2 separate regions of the Homo sapiens genome follow, and region 1 is linked to region 2. The links are chromatin loops, found by intact Hi-C in ENCODE. Cell type or tissue: A673. All regions are shown on one strand.

Region 1 (8,000 bases), 290 kb after region 2:
GCAGTTTTGAGGACCACAAGGAGGCCTGTATGGCTAGAAAAATGTTCTGTGGGGACAAAGGCGTATATGAAGGTCATAAGCTTAATTGGAATTCTGAGTAAACACTTGTTTATTTATTGTGCCTCAGATTTACCAATAATGCTTTTATTTCTTATTCTGTCTGAAGTCTCTGAGGGAAAGTAAAAACAGCTCTAGAATTTCCATGACTATCCCGTGATAAATGGACTATTTGAACCCAGTGATGAGTGACTTGACTTAAAATTGCACATGTTAATAGAAAATAAAAGCAAGCTCTATATTATTGTTTTTCTATAATAAAAGCATCCATAACACATATGCAGAATATAGAGAGATCCTATCCAGAAAAAAGTAAGTTAAGCTTAGTAAATAATGATTGAGCATTAACTGTATACCATGCACTGAATTAGGCAATCTAGATACCAAATTGGAATGCCAGCCAGATAGACAATAAACTAACAAAAGAAAATAAAGTGGCCGGGCGTGGTGGCTCACGCCTGTAATCCCAGCACTTTGGGAGGCCGAGGTAGGCAGATCACAAGGTCAGAAGTTCGAGACCAGCCTGAGCAACATGGAGAAACCCTGTCTCTACTAAAAATACGAAAATTAGCCGGGCATGGTGACACGTGCCTGTAATCCCAGCTACTCAGGAGGCTGAGGCAGGAGAATCTCTCAAACCCAGGAGGCGGAGGTTGCAGTAAGCCGAGATCGCGCCACTGCACTCCAGCCTGGGTGACAGAGCAAGACTCCATCTCAAAAAAAAAAAAAGAAAAAAAAAGTGTGTGCTAAATAACTACATGAATAGATACCCTGCTGTGGCATTAGACAGGAAGGAACCTTGTGTTTCCTGACTGGAGTGTTCATAAAGAGGTTAAAATTGGAGGAGTGCTGTGAAGGATAGGCTGGATTCCAGGGCAGGGAGAGATGTGGTGAAGGCATTCCTGGAAGTGGAAAAATTATCAGGAGCACAGCCACACAATCCTAAGAGCACTATCAATGGCATCCTTTTATGGGGCACTTGCTAAGTGCCAGGTTCATGCCCCATGTTATGCACATTTGACAATCATCGACACAGGAAGCTTGCAAGGTTGTGGTGACTTCACTTTGCTGTGAGGAAATTGAATCTGAGAGAGGCTAAGCAGAGTGTCCAAACTCCCTCAGTTGGGGAGCAACACTAATGAGAGTCTTACTCAAAACTGTGCTATGTAGTCTAGTATAAATTCTTAGCAATACTAGTAGTCTAGTAATGAATTCTAAATGTATTAAAGGACTGACTAGCAAAAGACATGAAGGTGAGTGAGGAATCTAGTTTAAAAGGAGACTGAAAATATACTGAAGTCCATATCCTTGAGTGTTTTGAATAGCATGTTAAAACATTTAATTTTTGTGTGTGTAGGCAATCAGGAGTTGTAGAATTATTTTCGTGAGATTAGAGGCATGCTCTAACCCATGTTTCACTATACATGTTAATTGCAACGTGAAGATTGGCTAGCAAGGTGACGTATGGATAATGAAAAAAGTGAATAAATATAAAATAAAATGTAAATTAAAAAAAAAAACCATTTAGGAAGCTTTTGAAGTAATCCCAGCAAAAGGCTGGACCAGGCTATGGGGAGAGAAGTGCAAAGGAAAGGACAAATACAAGGAATTTGGGAAAACAGGACGTGATTAATGAATGTGGAATGTGGTACAAATTTGTCAGGTATACTTGCCCAACATGTTTCTTACGTTTTGGAAATGTGCAACCTTATAAGGGAACCAGAAAACTGTCTTTCAGCAGTCCTTGCAGATAAAATACAAGTCTGTTGCCTAGGGTTTGCCAGTCAGATAAATGCATGTAAGCAAGGCTTTGTTTCAAATTGAGCATCATGAGGAAGCAGCAAGGCAGGACAACAATTGTCCTGTCAGGTGTGGAATCTCATGGGCCAGCAGTGGAAGAGCTTCCACCTCAGCATTTTGGGAGCTAACTACACAGCATTAGTATGAGCTCTGGCATTGGCTGTGAACATCAGTGGCAAGCCTTTCATGGAGCCCACCCCACAGTATGAACAAGTACTGTTACCCTTCCCAGCTACAGAGCATCGAAGCCCAGTTCTCTGGATCTGTGAGCTCTCTAATACCTTTAATATATCTCTTTCCTGTTAAAATTAGCCAGAATAGATTTCCGGTGTTGGCTGTGAGAACCCTTACCTATATGAGAGGCTACAAGAGAGAGGAAGTATTCCAGAATATTCTACAGGGGTTCCAGTCTATGCCATTGATAGGATGCCATTGTCTAAAGAAGAGGAAGTACTTTTCAATTTAAATACCTAACAGGTATTTATCGGGAAGAGTAGGATGCACTGAATTTGGCAGAGCATTTATGTAGAGGCACTTAGAAATTCTGCCCTGGAGGTTCAGAGAGAGGCGAGGGTTAGAAATGTGGACATAAGGCTGGGTGCGGTGGCTCACGCCTGTAATCCCAACACTTTGGGAGGCCAAGGCGGGTGGATCATGAGGTCAGGAGATCGAGACCATCCTGGCTAACATGGTGAAACCCCATCTCTACTGAAAATACAAAAAAATTAGCTGGGCGTGGTGGCAGGTGCCTGTAGTCCCAGCTACTCAGGAGGCTGAGGCAGGAGACTGCCATAAACCCCGGAGGCGGGGCTTGCAGTGAGCCGAGATTGCGCCACTGCACTCCAGCCTGGGCAGCAGAGCAAGACTCCATCTCAAAAAAAAAAAAGAAAGAAAGAAAAAGAAATGTAGACGAGAGTAAACAACACAGAGACAAGAGTACAGCAATGTAAGCTGATGGTCTTGCTAAAGGATAGCGTGAAAAGTGAGAGGAGAAAAATAAAGAATTCTTCAGAACATTGCTTTCCAATAGAAATAAAATGTGAGCCACATCTGTCATTTTAAATTTTCTAGACACCACAGTAAAAGGGGTAGAAACAGAAACTAAAGAAATTATTATAATACAGTCTGTTTAACACAAGTCTCCAAAATTTTATCACTTTGACATTTGATCAATATAACACTTATTAAAGGGACATTTTCTATTCTTATATTTGTACTACATCTTTGAAATCCCATGTGTATTTTACACTTACAGCACATCTTAATTCGACTAGTCATGTCTCAGGTGGTTAACAGCCACATGTAACTGGGGCCTACATATTAGAAAGCACGGATCTGGAGATAGAAGAAAAAGATCAGCCTAGGAACTGAAAAGATGTCAGAGAAGGAGAAGGAGAAGCAGGAGAAAAAAGCATTACAACACCTAGGGCAAAGAGTCTTTCAGGACGGAGGGCATGGTCATCAGAGGAAATTACTGCAGAGATATCAGTTTGAATGAGAATTCAGCAGAGATAGTTGGAATTGAAAAATGAAGAAGCTGCTAGAAACCTTTGAGGGCATGGCTTCCGTGTGAGGCAGGAATGGCAGTCACAATTAAGGGAAGTAAGGAATGTGGTTGAACAAGAAAGAAAAAAAGAGCAAGGAAGGAAGGAAAATGACCATCTTCTATGCTGGGGCTTTTGTAACAGTGTATCATTTAATCTTCATGGAAATCCCATAATTACAGTTGTGATTTTATAGATAAGGAAACTGAAGCCCAAGAAAGTTAAATGATGTCCCAACATCAGTCTTATGACTGAGATGTTAGCCTGAGTGTGACCCCCACAAAGATGTGATTTCCCAAAAAGATCTTCCTACTGTTGGTACAAAATTAAAATTTTGAAGATTAAAAAGAATACTTCAGATTACCAGAAGAGTTTTGTAGGTAAAAAGCTAATAATTTACTTGGCTTTCTCAGAGCATTATGGGTTGTAATTGTTTTTTTTGATGAGTCCCATGTTTTTGGGGGGGTTTTGTTTTTTTGTTTTGTTTTGTTTTAAGACGGTCTCGCTCTTGCGCTCTGGCTGGAGTGCAGTGGCACGATCTCTGCTCACTGCAACCTCCACCTCCTGGGTTCGAGCAATTCTCATGTCTCAGCCTCCCAAGTAGCTGGGATTACAGGAGCATGCCATCACACCCGGCTAATTTTTATATATTTTTTAGTAGAGACGAGGTTTCACCATGTTGGCCAGGCTGGTCTCAAACTCCTGGTCTCAAGTGATCTGCCCACCTCTGCCTCCCAAAGTGCTGGAATTACAGGTATGAGCCACGGTGCCCAGCCTGAATCCCATATTTAATACAGGATTTGACACCAAGATTTTGTATGTAGGAATTATAATCACTCATGAGGCAAAAGCCATATTTTGAATATGAATGTAAAAGAAAATTGTGTTCGTTCTTTAGAGGTACTCCCAATTTTCCCAACTCATATTATCATTCAATGTATTTCTTCATGGGACCTCTAGTGGTTTGACAGACCACAGAAGCTTAAAAAGTTTGAAATACATGCATGAAAATAAACAATAATTAATTATCTCAAACCTATTATTTTTAAGTAAACTTTGCAGTAGAGGATACAGAAATCTAAAATATGGATTAACATTTCCATTCTCCATTCAACTTTTACTGTTTTATTTTTGGCAAATATTTTTGAAATGTGAGCTATGTACCAGGTACTGTTCTAGTCTGGGTGCTGTGGATGCAGCAGTGATTAAAGCAGACAATAACCCCTGCTCTCATGAGGCTTGTCTAGCTGGGGGAGGGGGTGGGGGCATGGCAGGAGGGGAATGGAGTGGACAGGAGACCAGAAATAAGCAAGTAAACACACTGTATCGTTTTTCAAGGGTGATAAGTGCCTTAGATAAAAATAAAATAGGCAAAGGGAGAAAGAGTAGAGAAAGGGATTATTATTATTTTAAATGGCATTCCTAAGGAAGTTCTTGCTTAGAAGGCGATATTGGAGCAAAGATTAGAAGGCAGAGTGGGAGTGAGCCACACAGATGCCAGGGCAGGAGGATGACAAAGAAAGTGCAGCGCCCCTCAGTGGAGTGTGCTGGGTATGTCTAAGGAAAGTGGACATTGGTAGGAAATGTTGACCAAGAGATGGGTGCGAACAGGAGAGTGTGGGGTAGCTGTTTATTTTAAGGCCTTTGTGAAACCTCCCTTTCACCCATCAGGAGAGGAGAAGCCATTAGAGAGTTCTGAATACACAAGTGACAGGATTTGGCATAGGTATGAAAAGCCTCACCCTGGCTGCCATACTGAGAACAGCTGTGGGAGGAGGGGGCAAGAGTGTGACTCGGATGGAGCAGAGAGACCATTCGGAAGGCTCCTGCAATCCAGGTAGGTGATGCTGGTGGTGAGCAAAAGAAGGAAGTCACAGAAGGCTGTATTTTGTATTATTTTATTTATATGAAATGTCCAAGAGAAACAAATCTACAGAAAGTGACTAGAAGTGATACAGGGCTGAAGGAAATAGGGAGTGACTGCTTAATGGGTATGAAGTTTCTTTTGGGGGTAATGAGAATGTTCTAAAATTGATTATGGTGATGGTTGTACAACTCTGTGAATATATTCAAGACCATTGATTGAATCCTAACACTTTAGGTTAATTCTGTGCCAAGTTTATATCTCAAAAAAGCTGTTATCAAAAGAGATGCAGTAGTAGCCTTGTGAGAATGGTTAAACTAGAAATATTTTGAGAGTAGAGCCCTCAATTTTTGCTGATATAATGGATATAGAATTAGGATGAAAAGAGTTAAAGAGTGATCCCTTACTCTTAAGTAACTAAAAGATGGAACTGCTAATTTCTGAGTTGAAGACAGATTGTGGAAGCAGCAGGTTATGGGGAGAAGTTCAGGAATTCTGTTTGAGTCACGTGAGACACCTTCGTAAAAATTTGGAGTAGATAATTCTACATACTAAACTCTCTCCCTGTGTGTGTGTGTGTGTGTGTGTGTGTGTGTGTGTGTTTGTGTGTGTGTGTGTGTCTCTATGTATGTATATATACACGCAAATATATGTATGTTTGTGTATATGTGTATATATACAATTTGTATTTTAAAGACTTTTTTCTGGTTATGTAGGATTGCAATATTGCTATGTGGAAAGAGTGAGTGGTTATTTAGTCATGGTTATTTAATTATGAGGATTTAACAATTCAAAATGATTAATAGTGTCAAGTAATTAATAAATATAATTAAAATAATGATGTACTTAAAACTGATTGATTGTAAAACAATTGTCATGCTGAGTAAGAAAATAATTTTATATTAGCAAATCAGTGGGGAAAGTGACTGAAAAAAAAAATCTGGGAAATTTTACCAGTAGGTTTATTGGCTGCTTGCCATTATTTTATGTGTTTTTCATGTAACATCTAAATTACTAAATGCCTTAATTTCTCAAAGTCCACTGAATGTAATTCCTGATTCCCTAATCCACAAATCAGATTTTTTTTCAATCTCCATATGCTCTGTTTTTTTATTCCGTCAAATCAAATCACTTCCCCTTATTTTTGCTGAGCCTTGGCTGAAAAACTTAACATCAGCATTCTCTATGGCTCACTTTTAACATACAGAATGCACAACAAACACTTTGTATTGAGATGCCTGATTACAAAATCAAAATGGTTTTCTTTATCTATCTAGCTTCGATACTCAAAAGAAACAGAACCTCCCTAATTGGATAATGTAAACTTTATGGTAGCAATCGTTTATGGAACATTACTGGTATATAAATAAATTAAAATAAAGTATGTTAAAAAAAATTTTAAAAAAAGATCCGGAGAGCCAAGATAGAGGGAAATGTGGGTGCTTATATGCATTTTTTTTCCTTTCAGTCATTTCTTTCTTTTTCACAAAAGAAATTAAAAGTTAATGTCGCCCCTCATTGTGCCTTCCAGAGAAGAGAGTGAGAGTGTGCTGACGCTGAAAGGCTTGACCCCAACTGGCATGCTCCCCAGCGGAGTACTTTCTGGAGGGAAGCAAACCCTGCAAAGCGGTAAGCAGGCTGATGGGTATGACTGTGTGCTGGGGCATCGCAGTCAGCTGTGTCATTAGAGCCCTGATTTATTCATTCATTTAAGCTCTGTCTTGGTCTTCGGTTCTTCTTCTCAGCTGGCAGAAGGGCTGAAACCCCAATCAGTTTGATCAGTCATGTCCAACATAATAGCTCCCTCATTCTCTGGAATGTGGTCTTTACTCCACCTTTCCCCCATTCCCTCATTCACATGTTAATCTACATATTCAGCCTAGCTACAGGACAACTCATTTAGGTTGCCTACATGCACAATAGGTTTGACTACTTTGAGCCACTCCGTTGTCAAAAACAACTTTTTAATCACATTTTTAATAAGTATTCTGGTTATGTTTCATTTATGAGATAACACATACACACATAACCACTAAAATATACCTGTATGTCTAGATTTTCAGGAGATGATTTCATTATCCTCTTGAATGGAAATTGGAAGCCATTTGTGTCTTTTCTCTGATTTATCAATTGAAAACAAGAGACTGAATAGAACCACATTTTATTTTTGAAAAAAGAGTAACATTTCCTTTATAATACAGATTTTGTGTTAAAATGTGTAGCTTTCTAGACCTTAGACCTGTGCCGTCCAGCAGAGCTCTTTGTGATGGTGGAAATTTCTGTATCTATACAGAAGCCGCATATGACTGTTGAGCATATAGGGAATATAACCAAGAAACTAAACGTTTTCTTTTATCTAATTTATATTAAATTTAATTAAAATAAGCCAGGAGGCTAGTGGCTACCATGTTAGCAGCACAGTCCTATATATTCTTTCACTTTTGTTACATTTGTTATCAATTTTAACTACTATTATTATTACATACAATACAATTTTAACAATAGGAGATTGCTATTAGATGAGGCTTTAACAGAAAAAAATTAAAATGAAAATATGCTATAACATTTTTCAAAACATTCTCGGCCTCTTGCTTATTTTCCTGTATCTTTCTTTGAATCTTTTTTGTATTTTCTTTTCTGTCCCTGCCCTTCAACCTAGAAGACTCACTATTCTCATTTATATTATTCAATAAACTTCTACATGAAGAGTAATGATCAACTTCATGAATATAGTA
Region 2 (8,000 bases):
AAAAAATATCAGGTAAGTCTGTATTCAAATAGGAATATCAAAGTAAAATAACCAGTGATTAAACATTCCAGTGGTAGTACATGGGAACCAAGTGAGAAAATATGTAAGAAACATGCTTGGATTTTTTGTTTGTCTTTTTTTTTTTTCTCCCACAAATGTGGATTTAATTTGTGTCTTATGAGTGAAATTTTAAAGTAGAAGATTATGAGAGCTCTTCTTTTGGGAATTCCCCTAGTAAATACAGCTTCTAAGTTCACTGTTTTTGTTCTTCCTTGAGCTAATGAGAGAGGTTAACATATTTGTAGTAGATTCCAGGTTTTAGAATTTTTTCTTATGGAAGAGAGGCAAACTGGAATCCCATTCAGTCACAATATTTGGTTCAGTCACAATATTTGATTAGACTTCAATTGTCTTGGACAGAAGTAAGACTGTTCTCCATATTCTTAAAAAATGGAAATGTGCGTAAATTATTTTCTGTACATTCACTATTTTAAATAATTATTTCCCTTTCACTCTTATGCTGAGCTGTATATTGTGACCACATGGATGAAAGTCTACCTCTTTTCTTCTTCACAAGGTTTCCGACAGTGAGATTTTGTGAGTGATTTGGTTTATTTCAAGAATGGTGGAATTATCACAATAATGTATATTTTAAAATGCTTTTGTAGTTATGCCTCAGAATAGGCAGATAGATACTGCCTATTCATATTTGAACTTCTGTCCTGTGAAGAGCTAGCCCCAGAAGGGATCTTTTGCTTTTGATTATTTAGCCTATATTTAAGAGGTTTCTTTTCTCTTGAATTGTTATCCCCAGCTACTTGTTCAGAGATGTTTGTAAATGAAGGGAGTGAGTGGGAGGAAAAGCTTATGTTACTTGTAGACCAGAGAATAGTATAGCAGCTAGAAGTGGTGTTTGTCTGTAGGCTACCCTTAGTTGATTTGTGTTGTCATGCAAGAAACATTTTGATGCATTTATTTCAGGACACGGCATTTTGGAGACTTCATTAAATGCTACCTGTTGCTGTTTGTGATGGAATCTAGTCTAGAATGTTAAGAGGCAGTAGAAAAAGCTGAAATGGCAAGAAGATGGCACTCTTCAGTCTTTAAGATTCACCTGTTTGCATTTTAGAAACACATTACCATTCTTTTTGCTTCTCTTAAAATTGGAGCTATTTGGATTAAAATTAAATTTATCATTATGATGTGACCTACTTGGTGTCAGTTATTTTTACTGTTTCTTTTAATCCCTAAGGTAATCCTGTGAGGAGGTTAATATGGAAATCTGTTCTGAAGTCTGTGAATCAAAGATGCTAAATAATTTTCTCATGATCAGAGAGCTAGTAAGTGATCAAGCTGGAATTGAAAAACAGAACATTTAAAAATTATTTTGAAAAAATGTCAGATATATGTAGGAGTTAGGAGGACAGTTAACCCACATATACCTATCCCATAGATTACTTATGGAGATTTTATTACATTTCCTTTATTCCCTCCTTCCTTTTTTGGAGACAGAGTCTCACTCTGTCGCCCATGCTGGCGTGCATTGGTGCAGTCTCGGCTCACTGCAACCTCTGCCTCCTCGGTTCAAGTAATTCTGCTTCAGCCTTCTGAGTAGCTGGGACTACAGGCACATGCGACCCCACCTGGCTAATGTTTTTATTTTTATTAGAGATAGGGTTTTGCCATGTTGGTCAGGCTGGTCTCGAACTCCTGACCTCAAGTGATCCGCCTAACCTCAGCCCCCCAAAGTGCTAGGATTACTCTTCTTTTTTCTTTGCCAAAGTATTTTAAAGCCGATCCCAGACATCATGTTAATGAATGCGCACATTTTAACTGTGAGGCTAGTGTTTAGAATTCTGTACCTGATGGCCTAAGGTATAAAAGAGCATGACACAATATGAAGACTGTGAGCAGTAGAAGCCATATTTTTTCTACAACATAAGTTATATATCTGCATTGAGTTTTCTTGATATGGTTAGCCGTCATTTGCCACTCATTTGTTAAAAAAAGATCAATGCAATAACTAATATTTATTGAGTACTGACTCTGGGTTAGGAACAGTCCCTCATATTTTATGCATATTAACTCATTTAGTTAACAGTAGCCCTGTGTTCTGTAATCATTTATTGTGGGTTCCAGTTGCTTGTTGAAAACAGTTACCTCTTTTACATAAAAATGAAATATTCCACATTGCTTTGACTTGTGGTATCTTTTCCATTCCTTACCTTTAGTAATTATGATTTGTTAAGGAATGTATAGAACAGTGCTACTCAAAAGTGTGGTCCACATAACAGTAGCATCAGCATTGCCTGGAAGCATGGTAGAAATACAGAATTTCAGGCCCTACCTTTTGAATCAGAATCTGCATTTTAAATTAGGTCTTTAGGTGATTTATATGTATATTAAAGTTTGAGAAGGTTTGGGTTGCATTTAAACAGCCTTGCAAGCATGGTCACACATTACAATCACTTGGAAAACTTTTAAAGCTACCAATGCCCAGCACTGTCCCTGAACAATTAAATTAGACTATCTAGGTAAGCCTCCAGCATCTTTTTCCTTTCCTCCCCCTTTAAAAAAAATTAGATTCTCTAAATGAGACCTTAGTATTGTTATTGTTGTTTTTCAAGCATCCCAAGTGATTCTTAAGTTTGGCCATGCTTTAACATGCACTAGTTTTATAGGAGTAGAGTATCTTTGTGTTCTGTTCCAGCTTCTTAACACTGAAGAGAACATTTCAACTTGTAAATCATATATTGAAAATGATGCCAAATGAGAGTCAAAGATGGAAGAAATTCCGGGCTTATACTTAGTCTTGTGTCGGTAATTGGCTCCTGATGGCATAAAAAATAATTTCCTTTTTTGCAAGACTGAACTTCTTCATTGTTCTTACCTCACTTGGCAGTAGGGAATGAAAGTGCCCCCAAAGTTTATTGTCTTTTTTTTTTTTGTTGTTCCATTCTTTCCTTCAAGTGAAGAGTTACACTGAGGGAGGCAGGGAGATATGGAATACCAAATGGACAAAAACTGGACCAAGAATTGTTAAATAAATTCGCATCATTACACTGGATAGGATTCTAAGTATTTTAATTTTTTTTAAATGTTCTTCTGTTTGTGCATGGCTGCTTGATTTTCTTTAAGTTAGTGAATTTAGTTCCAGGCACATACTTTGTTCGTTTAGCTGCATTTAGTGAGTACTCAGTAAAAGCAGTCAAAAGAATGAAATAGCAAAAGGGAACTGGAACAGTGGGGAGAAATGGAGTTTCTATGTGCTCCTTACCTTTAGTTGCATATGGTGGAGTGGTCTGGAGCCAGACTACCTGCATTGAATCCTGGCTCTGCTGCTTATTTGCCCTGTTGCCATGGTCAAGTTAATTATGTGCCTCTGTTTCGTTTCCTTCCCTCCCTCCCTTCCCTCCTTTCCTTCCTTCCTTCCTTCCTTCCTTCCTTCCTTCCTTCCTTCCTTCCTTCCTTCCTTCCTTCCTTCCTCCCTCCCTTCCTTCCCTTCCTTCCCTTCCTTTCTTTTCTTTTCTTTCTTTCTTTTGTCTCACTCTGTCACCCAGGCTGGAGTGCAGTGGTGCGATCTCACTGCAACCTCTGCCTCCCAGGTTCAAGTGATTCTTGTGCCTCAGCCTTCTGAGTAGCTGGGATTACAAGTGTGTGCCACCACTCCTGGCTAATTTTTGTGTTGTTAGTAGAGACCAGGTTTCACCATGTTGGCCAGCCTGGCTGATCTTGAACTCCTGACCTCAAGTGATCTGCCTGCCTTGGCCTCCCAAAGTGCTGGGAGGCATGAGCCACCATGCCCGGCCTTGTGCCTCCATTTTCTTGTCATTAAAACACGGTAATAGCAGCTACCTATAGAGTTGTTATGGGGATTAAATGAATTAATATATGCATACAGTAGTTAGAAGGTTAGACACATACTAAGTGCTATATAAGTATTTGCTGATATAATTACTGTTATTAAATATTTCCCTACCTCAAAGAGAAAGGGTGGCTTATATATGAAAGCATAGACTCTTAACCTAATGGTTTCAACATCTGAGAGATTATTTAGGTTAAAATAGGATTTTTGATCAGGGAAATTGGATTCCTGATTTGAGCAGGGATAGAAGGCATTCAGAAATATATTCTGACGCCATTTACTCCTCATTACATTGGGAAGTGGGTTAATCAGTCCATCCTTGACTGAAGAGGGAGCAAGTAACACTCATCACACGTACACAGTTAACCTTAGCTTGTTGAAGTATTTCAGATTCCTTCCATAAGAGTCGCTGAATAAATCCAAATTTTAGTCTTTAAAATAATTGCCTTCCCCAAAGCCCTATAGTAGCACAGTTGAGTATTTTAAAAACAATTCATTAGATTAGTAGCATTTTATAGTTTCGCTCTATTTGAGGAACACCTACAGGTGTTCAGTTCAGGCATGGAGGAAATGGGGCAGGCAAGTTAGAGGGCAAGCAAGGGAGGAATGGAGCAATAGGAATACTAGAACTGTCAAATGTGGGCCCTTCAAGGGACCCTAAAGACTACATGTTAGCCCAGTGCATTTATTTCCCAGAAGATGAAATGGCTGAAGTGTGAAGATTTTAGTGCTCTAATGAGAAATACATGCTCTATTTTTACTTATTTTAATGCTGTTCTCATTAATTAAATACATTGATACATATATACACACATATATATGCTGAGTGTAGCAAAAAACAGCAACAGTAAATATTATTCTACAGTAAGATATTTTTGTGTCTATTTTTATGTCTCTTCAAAATTGTGATATTAACTAAATATTACCTTTTTTTCACAGTTGTCTTAGTTCATTCAGGCTACTATAACAAAAATACCGTAAGCTGGATGGCTTGTAAACAAAAATTTATTTCTCATAGTTCCTGAGGATGCAAAGGCTGCATCTTTAGATCAAGATGTAAGTAGAGGCCAAGTGCAGTTGGCTCACGTCTTTAATCCCAGCTCTTTGGGAGGCTGGGTCGGACGGATCACCTGAGGTCAGGAGTTCGAGACCAGCCTGGCCAGCATGGTGAAACCCGGTCTCTTCTAAAAATACAAAAATTAGCCGGGTGTTTAGTGCACATCTGTAATCCCAGCTACTTGGGAGGCTGAGGCACGAGAATCGCTTGAACCCGGGAGGCAGAGGTTGTAGTGAGCTGAGATTGCACCATTGCACTCCAGCCTGGGTGACAGAGTGGGACTCTGGTCTCAAAAAAAAAAAAAAAAAAAGATGTCAGTAGATTTAGTGGTGTTTGGTGAGAGCCTACTTTCTAGCTGTGTTTTAAGGGCACTTCCTAATCTCGTTCATGAGTGTCTGGCCTCATGACCTAATCATACCCCAAAGGCTGTATCTCTTAATGCCATCATTTTCCAAGATGATGGTTAGGATTTCACCATATGAATTTTGTGGAGACATAACATTTAGACCAGAGCGGTAGTGATTTTCATGCATTTTCGAATAGACTGTGCTATCTATTTTTTATGGGTAAGATTAGGCATGTTTTTGTTGGCATAGAAAAAATTGCTATGTGAAGAGAGTGACTGTTATTTCTCTAACATTTAACCAGAAAGCCTAAATATGTTCAAAAGAGCTCATTTGACAAGGGTTCTGGGGCAGAAGTGTTAAAGGACAAATGAAACAAGGATTTCTTATTCTTAATTGGAGTTGAGGGAAAGGGCCAACCTTCTGTAGGGAAAATGACTATAAATGGTCTTTGCAGTGAAGACATCCTCTGTTGCAACAGCCACCTTTTTGGTCGGCTTGTTTTTCCTCTTTCTTCACAGAGTACTGCTATTAAAAACACCTTTCTCTTGGCACTTGCACTCTACCATTTGACTCTTCAGATTTTTCTTGTTTCTGCATAAAATTTTATTGCTCTTAGTTTTGAACCTTTGTGCAGCCGTAGTACCAAGCTCTTTGCCTTTTTCTTCATTTGTTATTCCCATCTTGGAGGCTTATTCACTGGTACTCGGTATGCCTGGAAGGGTTCCCTTGTTTTATGCCAGATGACAACAACAAGTGAATCCTGCTCCCTAGTCCTTTTATAGATAGCTTTTGGGGGAAGAAAATTTAAAGGAAAAAATAAAAACAAAAATTTTATTGTCATTACCGAAGATGGAATGACATTCATTCTCATCTGATAGACTTTTTGGTCTCTGCTAATATTTTTTAAGCCTTGAGGGCAAGGATTGCTTTTCATTGTTTTAGTGATGTAATATTGCATGCTGCAGTAACACCCAACACTGAAATGCTCTTTTCTTTGTTTCTTCAAATATATGTGGTTTCTGAACTATATCTGTTTTTTTAAATAATGTAGTTCTGTAAGTCGGCTATACCAGAGGACTTCTGTTTCTACTTTTTATTTTGGGTTAATTTATATAAAATATATGTGTATGGACATGTTTACCTCTGTAGATCTATCCTTGAGTTTGTTTATAAGCATTATATCTATAAAATGTAGGTGAGAAAATGGAATCACAGTTTTCGATCTCACAGATCACTGGTGGACATAGAAGCACAAATCATGTCTTTTGATAGAAAATAGCTTAAATCCTGCCAAAAATACTTTGTCTTGTAAGTGAAAGTGCAAGGGTTAGATTTGACTTTAAGCACATACACAAACATCAATGTTTTTCTTGTCTTTACCTCTCTGTGATGCTTTCCTCTTAGGTGGCTTCACTGCCCTGTAGTCATTTTTTTATGCTGGAGCAACAATACCCATCTTGTAGATCCGGATTTAACCTGGATCTCAGAATAATACCTGAGATCTTTTCACAAAGATCTCAGAATAAGCCTGACATGGTATCCATCAGAATCATATAATCTCTCCCGAAGATTCTGAACGGATCATATGCCTACTCCTGGATCAGGCAATGTGTCCAGGTTTGTTAGGCCAGCCTGTTTGCCAGCTAATGACAGCTTAATTATACATTGAAACATTGCTTGTTTAACTCAAGTTTGGAATGAAGGAATAGCTGTATGTCATGTTTTAGGCAAGGTTTTTAGCCAGAAGCATTGTTTCTTTCTATATGAAGGTTATTTCTTTCTAAGAAACATGACCAATCACCTGGAATCCAAGCCCCTCCGCCCTCCACTGGAGGAAACATTGACATATTGTCTGTGTATGTGTGTGTGTGTGTGTGTATACACACACACACACACATACATACATACATACATACATATGAGTGGTTTTGTGTATGTGTGTGTACCATTCAAGCTATGCCATAGCTATGCTGATCCATTTTGAAAAATCTTCCTTTAGTACATAATACTGTTTTAGTAACAATGCAAGTAAACAATTAATTTTAATTGATTACATTTTATGTTAGTTGTTTTTGGGCAGCTTATAGGGAATGCCTCCCTAATGCTAATGCCTAATCTCAAATATAAACTTAAAATCACAGTTTTGAATAGGCTACTTCTTGAAATAAAAAAAAAATTCACTACAGATTCTGTGTGTGTGTGTGTGAGTACATGTACACGCGTGTGCATGTGTGAATTCTTAGTTGTTTCTATAAGATAGAATAATATTACCTGATACTGTTTTGTTTTTAGAGTTGATGATCCTTGTTAATATTTTGGCTTGTTGTCCCTCTATTCACTGACTCGTATGGAAATTGGGGATTGGGTAGAAGAAATTCAGGTATACACAATATCTTATATAGTCTTCAAAATTATCCTAGAAAGCTGGTGCTATCTTTGAGATGAAATTCAGGTATAAGGCTACATGTACATGACGTAGTCTGCTTAATAATATATGATACCACAAAGCCAATTGTACTTAAGAGTTTTTGCTGGGTCTTCTTTATCACTCTTAGTATGCTATTTATTTTGTATTTAAAATAGGTTTCTTGATATAAGTTTATCCCTTGGATATTTAAACAGTTTTCATCAATTGATACCATTATACTTCTGTTCTAAAACATCTTCTAAATATCCCTGAATAAATTCTTACCTCAATTTTTTAACTGATTTGTGAGATTTCTTTTTCTCC

The links. Peaks named below come from ENCODE experiments on the same cell type or tissue, not always from the same donor. Only the 100,000 strongest peaks of a DNase experiment are listed, where the experiment ranks them.
Region 1: it touches region 2 in a loop (4-fold over the local background); 3 of 110 quality-filtered maps call a loop at or near these places.

Annotation. Positions count from the first base shown.
Region 1 is chr4:101,031,161-101,039,160 of GRCh38, reverse strand. PPP3CA (protein phosphatase 3 catalytic subunit alpha) reads left to right here. Exons shown (of 14, transcript NM_000944.5): 12 at 6,797-6,894. Among named protein-coding and RNA genes, the nearest start is that of LINC01218, 160 kb to the right of the region's middle. RefSeq lists a silencer at 6,895-7,189 and an enhancer at 6,901-7,435. In A673, a CTCF peak has its summit at 4,944; a DNase peak (open chromatin) is centred at 950; H3K27ac peaks cover 582 bases.
Region 2 is chr4:101,319,641-101,327,640 of GRCh38, reverse strand. All of the region lies in intron 1 of PPP3CA (protein phosphatase 3 catalytic subunit alpha), which reads left to right. Among named protein-coding and RNA genes, the nearest start is that of MIR1255A, 6.8 kb to the left of the region's middle. In A673, no CTCF peak of the experiment used is centred here; DNase peaks (open chromatin) are centred at 2,830 and 3,370; H3K27ac peaks cover 7,518 bases.